2 separate regions of the Homo sapiens genome follow, and region 2 is linked to region 1. Evidence: read pairs that join two places in POLR2A ChIA-PET (ENCODE). Cell type or tissue: IMR-90. All regions are shown on one strand. Links, peaks and the distances in the headings refer to the core of each region. The heading gives the core; the rest is flanking DNA.

Region 1 (4,389 bases), core at 158-4,157:
TATTTTCTGCACCCTGAACTTTGAGGTCCTTGAGGAAAACAACTGCAGTATTAAGAGTTTCTATTTTAGAACCAAGCATATGATAGTGGCTCAAAAACTTTTTCTTTGATGAGCAGATTAAATGTTTCTCAATTGAAAAGCCAAGTTTAGGACACCAGACCCTGATGACTGTATTAACCCCAGTGAGAGTCACTGTCCACTTCTTTATCTCTGGTGCCTGGCTTGAAATAGCACAAAATGTTTGATGAATGGAAGGAGGGTGGAAGGGAGAGAGAAAGAGAGAAATTTAATTAAAGATTCAGAGTTTAAGAATGATTTTACACACATTCTCATTTAATCCTAATAACAAACCTGTAGGTCAATTGTCTCATTTTATAAATGAAGAAACAGGTTCCAAATGGTTGAGAGAATCCCTGTGGTCACACAGTTATTGAACATTAGCAGCCAGCAGAGAATGCAGATGTTCTTACGCAGGTCTGGTCCACTCTACCAGCTTGCTTGAGGCCCACATTTGGAGTACTCTCTGTCTCACAGCCACTTCCCCCTCCAATTTCTGTTTGCCATCATCCATCCTCAAACCCTCTCCACCGTGTGTATCCTTCTAGGTTAGTAGCTTCAGCAACCACCGAGTTATTCAACCTAGAAAACTGGATGTTATCCTTAACTCCTGTTCTCATTTTCACATTCATTCAACCACAGGTCCCATCTAATTTGCCTCCTGGACATTTCTGGAACCAGCTTCCCCCTTCCCTCCATTCTTTCGTCCCATTCAATAACCCACCTAAATCCAGGCTTCTGGCCTCTTCCACAAAGCAGAGTGATCCGTCCAAAATGAGGATCTCATGATACCACACCTTTGATCCAAATGTGCTTCTACTAAGAGCCCTCCACAGCCCGCTCTGCACTCCTTCACAAACCTCCTGCCAGTCTCTCCCTGGCCTTTGACCATCTCGCCACACAGACTGGCTTCCATTGTCCCACATATCTTGCAGGGTACAATCACATGTTTCCTGTCCCTCCTCTGATCCCCGGTTCCTTGTTCTGGCTCATTTTAGGAGAATATAGTACTCACCAAATCAGACTTCAAAGCAGGAGACTTGAAACAAAGCCCTCGCAGCTCCCAGAGGGCAGTGTGGCTCTTCCTTCAGTCCCTTAGCCCAGTCTGTCCTCAGCACTCTCCTGTCTCACCAGCCTCTGGGATCCTGACTGAGGTCGGGGCTGGTTTAAAAAGAGAAAAAGAAGGTAGGGAAACTGGATGTGCATGAAAAGCAATTAGCAAAAATAAAAAGCAGATCTAATCAAGTACACATAACAAATGAATAAACCCGCAGGATTGGCCAAGCTCTGTATGACTGCTTTGGTTGTTGTGGGGAGTGAACCCATAGAAACAGTTCCCTTTTTATTTACCTTTTCCCTGTCCCTGTGCCTTTTAAGGATCCCATTGTTGATTTCATGCTGCTTTATTTAGTGCTAGTTCATCATAGCCTTTACCACCTTTGAAAAAGTACCAATTTGGGGCAGGGGATTGGGATAGGACAGTTGCATCCCACATCCCCTATTCTGTTCTCCTTTTCCCCAAAACACATCTCTCTTGAGAGAAGTACTTTCTTAAGTTTCTTGGTTCTTAATGGGACCCCAGATCCTTCCTTCCTTCCAGCCACTGCTGTCACCCATCCATCCAACTCACCTGGGCTGACTAGACTTTGAGGAACCCCTGTTTTAAAACTTCCAGAGCTGATGGCCGCCCCACTTCCCCTCTCCTCTTCTCAGGCTCTACCCCAGATGTGCTGTGCTGGCCGGGGTTCCCCCAGTACTGGGAGAGCTGCTGCTCCCAGAACTCTGGGAATTTCCACAGGCAACTTAGATTTCTGTGAATCTGGGAACACAATTAAGCTACTAATATTTGTTAATTGTCCTTGATTACACAGACTCAGATACTTAGGAATAATGTTTTTAAACATGTGATATCTATGTTAACTCTTTTTAGGAATCTTTGTTTACTTTCAGTTTGCTAATACTAGTGTTCCTGCCCTGACGTATTTAAATAAATGCAAATTAAATGCAAGTTAATCCCTTTTGCAATAATTGAGTTACTGTTCTTTATTACCGGTGGTGTTGAGCTCTACATCTGGATACACCACAGTAAGCATATCCTTTTGCTTTTGTTTACATTCTACTAGGACTTAGGAATCCAAATAATTCTGAGATTGACCCCAAAAAATAATAATAACTACATTCTTTTAGAACTAAGTCTTCCAAAGATATTTAGTCAAATACCTCAGTGAAATTTGAGAAATGTTGGTATTCCTAGAATTTAAAATATGACCTCAAGAAAGATTTCTTTTCTTTTTTTTCTTTTTTTGAAGAGTTTCACTCTTGTCGCCCAGGCTGAAGTGCAGTGGCACCATCTCAGCTCACCGCAACCTCTGCCTTCCGGGTTCAAGCGATTCTCCTGCCTCAGCCTCCTGAGTAGCTGGGATTACAGGTGCCCGCCACCACGCCTGACCAATTTTTTGTATTTTTAGTAGAGACAGAGTTTCACCATGTTGAGTTGGCTGATCTCGAACTCGTGACCTCAGGTGATCCGCCTGCCTCAGCCTCCCAAAGTGCTGGTATTACAGGCGTGAGCCACCACGCCCGGCCAAGAAAGATTTCAATAGTGTTTTGGAAAGAGACCTTTTTCTTTTTTCTTTTCTTTTTTTTTTTTTTTTTTTAGACAGAGTCTCCCTCTGTTGCCAAGCTGGAGTGCAGTGGCGTGATCTTGGCTCACTGCAACCTCCACCTCCCGGGTTCACGATTCTCCTGCCTCAGCCTCCCAAGTAGCTGGGACTACAGGTGCACACCACCACACCAGCTAATTTTTTTGTACTTTTAGTAGAGACGGGGTTTCACCATGTTGGCCAGGATGTTCTCAATCTCTTGACCTTGTGATCTGCCCACCTCGGCCTCCCAAAGTGCTGGGGTTACAAGCGTGAACCACTGCACTTGGCTGGAAAGAGACATTTTTCATAGTGGGAGAAGGATGGCATAAGTTTTTTTGATGATATTTCACTTTAGAAATTACATTCTGGTTTGTGCCCATTATCCCAACATAATCATTAACTGTACCCATTGTACTCGAAAAATGTCCTGTTTTGCATGACAAATCGTATACTCTCCCTGTCTGTACTCTATTTAAATATTAAACAATTGATCAGGATTTTTCTTTGTCTTGCAGATACATGCCACCAAAAAAGATTCTTTTTTTTTTTTTTTTTTTTTTTTTGAGACAGAGTCTTGCTCTGTCACCCAGGCTGGAGTGCAGTGGCACGATCTCGGCTCACTGCAAGCTCCGCCTCCCAGGTTCACACCATTCTCCTGCCTCAGCCTCCTGAGTAGCTGGGACTACAGGTGCCCATCACCACGCCTGGCTAATTTTTTGTATTTTTTTTTAGTAGAGACGGGGTTTCACTGTGTTAGCCAGGATGGTCTCGATCTCCTGATCTCGTGGTCTGCCCGCCTCGGCCTCTCAAAGTGCTGTGATTACAGGCATGACCCACCACGCCCGGCCAAAAGATTTTTTTTTTAAAAACTCCAATATTGTGCAACATTCATATACCCATGATAATTAAACATTTAAAAAATACTCCAGTATGTATGTAGTTTGAGAAAAAATAAATTAATATTCTTCTTTCTCGTCCTGCTGGAATTTTGCTTGCCACAGGCAAGTTTTTGTTTGTGGCAGTCAGTTAGCTCTTTATCCAGAACCATAAAATTGTCCTGTTCAAAAAAAATTTTTTTTTTTTGAGACAGAGTCTTGCTCTGTTGGGCAGGCTGGAGTACATTGGCATGATCTCGGTTCACTGCAACCTCCGTCTCCCGGACTCTAGCAATTCTCCTGCCTCAGCCTCCTGTGTAGCTGAGATTACAGGCACCCGCCACCACACCCAGCTAATTTTTGTATTTTTAGTAGAGACAGGGTTTCACCATGTGGGCCAGGCTGGTCTCGAACTCCTGACCTCAGGCCCGCCTCGGCCTCCCAAAGTGCTGAGATTACAGGTGTGAGCCACCGCACCCGGCCCCCTGATCACAATTTAAATTTTTAAATTAAATCTGCCAAAACTTGAATGTAAGCTATGTCTTTATTACTGCCCAGTGTTTCTGGGCAGTAATAAACTGTCTTAGCAGTACAGTTTCTTCCACTGTTATACAATTTTTTTCTTTTCCTTCTGTGATTTAGGATATTGAAGCCACTCTTCAGATAATATTCACATCTCTTCCTCACAATACATAGTTGATGTTTAAATTTTCTTTGTGCATCTGTCTGCAGGTCTTTTGCCTTGCTTTGGTTCTTCCTTGTCTACTTATTATTGAATCTTCACATCTTCAGTTTTTTTCTTACAGTTAATC
Region 2 (4,389 bases), core at 137-4,136, 160 kb before region 1:
GGATAAGATCATTTAGGGAGAGACAGAAAGAGAAGAAGACCAAGAATGAACACTGGGGTGTTCCAATATTTAGAGGTTAGAGTTAAGGAAGAACCAGTAGAGGAGACATCACTTTGCAAAAAGGTTAATGGAAACCAGAAGAGTGTGGTGTCCTTGAAGCTAAATGAAAAAATATTCCAAGGAAGAGAGATCAACCTACTACGTTAAATGCCTCTAACAGGCCAAGGAGAGGAAGACTGATAATTTGATCACTGTTTTTGAAAATGTGGTTGTCGCTGGTGACCTTAACAAGAGCAGTAGAGTAGAGAGGTGAAAGACTGACCACAGTCATGGAGACCTCAAGTGCAGACAATACATTTGATAAATTTTCCTATGACAGAAAATAGAAAAACAGAGCAACTGAAGAGGGAAATAAGGTCTATAGAGACCTGTGTTGAAGAGGAAAGAAATAATGCCTAAATTCTGGTAGGAATGATCCAATGCAAAGGCATTATTTGGTGATAAAAAGGAGCAGAGAGAATCCTGGCAGCAGTGCCCTTGAGTAGGCAAAAGCAATGAGATTCAGTGCCCGAGTGGAGGAATACAAGCCAAAGAGAAGGTACAGCATGTAGATAGAGATGTACATGGGTGACTAGGTGTGCTGAGAGGAACTTGTGGAGGTTTTCTTGCCATGGCTCCAATTTCTTTGGTGGATTGGAAAGCAAGGTCATCAGTTGAAACTCAGTGAGGGAGGAGACGTTAAAGCTCTGAAGAGAAGAAAGAGGAAATTAAATCATTGTCTAGGCAAACAGAAAATTATATGCAAAGGAAATACAGTCAAGCTGATGGGAGGAATCATGGTTCACTTGAGGTTACTGATCACGAATTTGAAGTGTGAACAGGCAGCACAGTTTTTTTTTTTCTTAGCTGTGTCTGAAAGGGGTAAAAGAGGGCCAAAATCTAGTCTGTGTCTCATGCCCAGAGAAGACACCTTTTCTTAATTCATCCACCCAGAAGGGTTGCCTCTGGTGTTTGACTGGTGGAGACACTAGATTGAAGGTCCTGGGAGTGTTGAAAGATTGTTGGAGCTAGGCTGCTGCAAGAAGTGGGCTATAAAGATGAAAAACATGATCTAGGAGCTGAATGTTTGAAATTAAGATTCTGGCAAGGTTCAAGTTAAGCATAAGCACAAGATCCACTGGTGTAAGACCATGTGAAAGTTTCAGAACCAAAATGGAGTTACTAGTGTTTAAAAGAAAAAAAGCTCTTTTGCTCCCTCTATCACCATGTGATACCCTGGCTCCTGCCTTCACCTTCCACCATGACTGTAAGCTCCCTGAGGCCTCGCCAGAAGCTGAGCAGATGCTAGCGCCATGCTTCCTGTACAGCCTACAGACACCCTCTGGAGGAAAAACCAGCTGAAAAATTTGAAAGGCCTAATTTGTGGCTGCATCACCCATATTAATTCATCCTTATGGAAAGACTGTGCAGGCACTGCTCTAAGAGTTAGGATTCAGTTTTCAAGGAGCCAATAGTGGGCAAAGAAATACCAATCTAATGTCAACTAATGGCAAATGAATGAAGTCTAAGATTCCTGAACATGCTTGACATTTCCTAAACCACACATTTTGGTTCTCTATGATCTATGATACAGGGATATATAGTTGTTTCATGAAAGGCTGTGGGGCTTCTCTTTTGTAACCACCAGTCAGCATCCCAAGGAGGCAGCCCTGCTGACAGATGCCAGGTGTGAACCATAAGGAGCAAAGACAGATGATTTGTCTGAAACTTAAGCATGCCCAGCCTTAGATCTTTCCATTCAAAGTTTACAGTCCAAAAGCCTGACTCACTAAGGCACTGAACCAAAGAAAATAAAGACGGCAAGTGTGGATATTTTCTATGAAGTTTTATCCCTTGCCCTTCTTTCCTCCTCACTGAACACCTCAGTCTTAAGGAACTATTTTCAATTCCCCAAAACATGTTCTAGGACTCTGTGTCTGCGCCACACGTATTTGTGAAGTTATGCCCTGCAGGAAGACAGGGGTTTAAGTGGATCTGCAAAACAGCCAAGGAGTCAGGGAATTCCCTTTCCAAGTCAAAAAAAGGGGTGACAGACAGCAACTGGAAATTCGGGTCACTCTCACCCTAATACTGTGCTTTTGCAATGGTCTTAGCAAACAGCACACCAGGAGATTATATCCCGCGCCTGGCTCAGAGGGTCCTACGCCCATGGAGCCTCGCTCATTGCTAGCACAGCAGTCTGAGATCAAACTACAAGGCAGCAGTGAAGCTGGGGGAGGGGCACCCGCCATTGCCAAGGCTTCAGTAGGTAAACAAAGCGGCCCAGAAGCTCGAACTGGGTGGAGCCCACCACAGCTCAAGGAGGCCTGCCTGCCTCTGTAGACTCCACCTCTGGGGGTAGGGCATAGCCAAACAACAGGCAGCAGAAACCTCTGCAGACTTAAATGTCCCTGTCTGACAGCTTTGAAGAGAGTAGTGGATCTCCCAGCATGCAGCTGGAGATCTGAGAATGGACAGACTGCCTCCTCAAGTGGGTCCCTGACCCCCGAGTAGCCTAACTGGGAGGCACACCCCAGTAGGAGCAGACTGACACCTCACACGGCCAGGTACTCATCAGAGACAAAACTTCCAGAGGAACGATCAGGCAGCAACATTTGCTGTTCACCAATATCTGCTGTTCTGCAGCCTCTGCTGCTGATACCCAGGCAAACAGGGTCTGGACTAGACCTCCAGCGAACTCCAACAGACCTGCAGCTGAGGGTCCTGACTGTTAGAAGGAAAACTAACAAACAGAAAGGACATCCACACCAAAACCCCATCGGTATGTCACCATCGTCAAAGACCAAAGGTAGATAAAACCACAAAGATGGGGGAAAAACAGAGCAGAAAAGCTGGAAACTCTAAAAATCAGAGCACCTCTCCTCCTCCAAAGGAACGCAGCTCCTCACCAGCAACGGAACAAAGCTGGACAGAGAATGACTTTGACAAGTCGAGAGAAGAAGGCTTCAGACAATTGAACTACTCTGAGCTAAAGGAAGAAGTTCGAACCCACGGCAAAGAAGTGAAAAACCTTGAAAACAAATTAGACAAATGGCTAACTAGAATAATCAATGTAGAGAAGTCCTTAAAGGACCTGATGGAGCTGAAAACCATGGCACGAGAGCTACATGATGAATGCACAAGCCTCAGTAGCCGAGTCCATCAAGTGGAAGAAGGGGTTTCAGTGATGGAAGATCAAATGAGTGAAATGAAGCAAGAAGTTTAGAGAAAAAAGAATAAAAAGAAACAAACAAAGCCTCCAAGAAATATGGGACTATGTGAAAAGACCAAATCTACTTCTGATTGGTGTATCTGAAAGTGACAGTGAGAATGGAACCAAGTTGGAAAACACTCTGCAGGATATTATCCAGCAGAACTTCCCCAATCTAGCAAGGCAGGCCAACATTCAAATTCAGGAAATACAGAGAATGCCACAAAGATACTCCTCGAGAAGAGCAACTCCAAGACACATAATTGTCAGATTCACCAAAGTTGAAATGGAGGAAAAAATGTTAAGGGCAGCCAGAGAGAAAGGTCAGGTTACCCACAAAGGGAAGCCCATCAGACTAACAGCTGATCTCTCAGCAGAAACTCTACAAGCCAGAAGAGAGTGGGGGCCAATATTCAACATTCTTAAAGAATTTTCAACCCAGAATTTCATATCCAGCCAAATTAAGCTTCATAAGTGAAGGAGAAATAAAATACTTTACAGACAAGCAAATGCTGAGAGATTTTGTCACCACCAGGCCTGCCCTAAAAGAGCTCCTGAAGGAAGCACTAAACATGGAAAGAAACAACTGGTACCAGCCACTGCAAAAACATGCCAAATTGTGAAGACCACTGAGGCTAGGAAGAAACTGCATCAACTAAGCAAAATAACCAGCTGACATCATAATGACTGGATCAAATTCACACATAACAATATTAACCTTAAATGTAAATGGGCTAAATGCTCCAATTAAAAGACACAGACTGGCAAATTGGATAAAGAGTCAAGACCCATCAGTGTGCTGTATTCAGGAAACCCATCTCATGGGCAGAGACACACATAGGTCAAAATAAAGGGATGGAGGAAGATCTACCTAGCAAATGGAAAACAAAAAAAGGCAGGGGTTGCAATCCTAGTCTCTGATAAAACAGACTTTAAACCAACAAAGATCAAAAGAGACAAAGAAGGCCATTACATAATGGTAAAGGGATCAATTCAACAAGAAGAGCTAACTATCCTAAATATATATGCACCCAATACAGGAGCACCCAGATTCATAAAGCAAGTCCTTAGTGACCTACAAAGAGACTTAGACCCCCACACATCATAATAATGGGAGACTTTGACACCCCACTGTCAAC

The links. ChIA-PET counts read pairs that join two places held together with the same protein. Peaks named below come from ENCODE experiments on the same cell type or tissue, not always from the same donor. Only the 100,000 strongest peaks of a DNase experiment are listed, where the experiment ranks them.
Region 2: POLR2A ChIA-PET joins it to region 1 with 6 read pairs; 2 of 35 experiments call an interaction of 5 or more read pairs at or near these places.

What each region holds. Positions count from the first base shown.
Region 1 is chr12:42,562,579-42,566,967 of GRCh38, reverse strand. All of the region lies in intron 1 of PRICKLE1 (prickle planar cell polarity protein 1), which reads left to right. Among named protein-coding and RNA genes, the nearest start is that of PRICKLE1, 25 kb to the left of the region's middle. In IMR-90, for the core only: a CTCF peak has its summit at 1,173; a DNase peak (open chromatin) is centred at 2,177; H3K27ac peaks cover 1,420 bases.
Region 2 is chr12:42,723,408-42,727,796 of GRCh38, reverse strand. No RefSeq gene overlaps it. Among named protein-coding and RNA genes, the nearest start is that of LINC02450, 33 kb to the right of the region's middle. In IMR-90, for the core only: no CTCF peak of the experiment used is centred there; a DNase peak (open chromatin) is centred at 1,786; H3K27ac peaks cover 593 bases.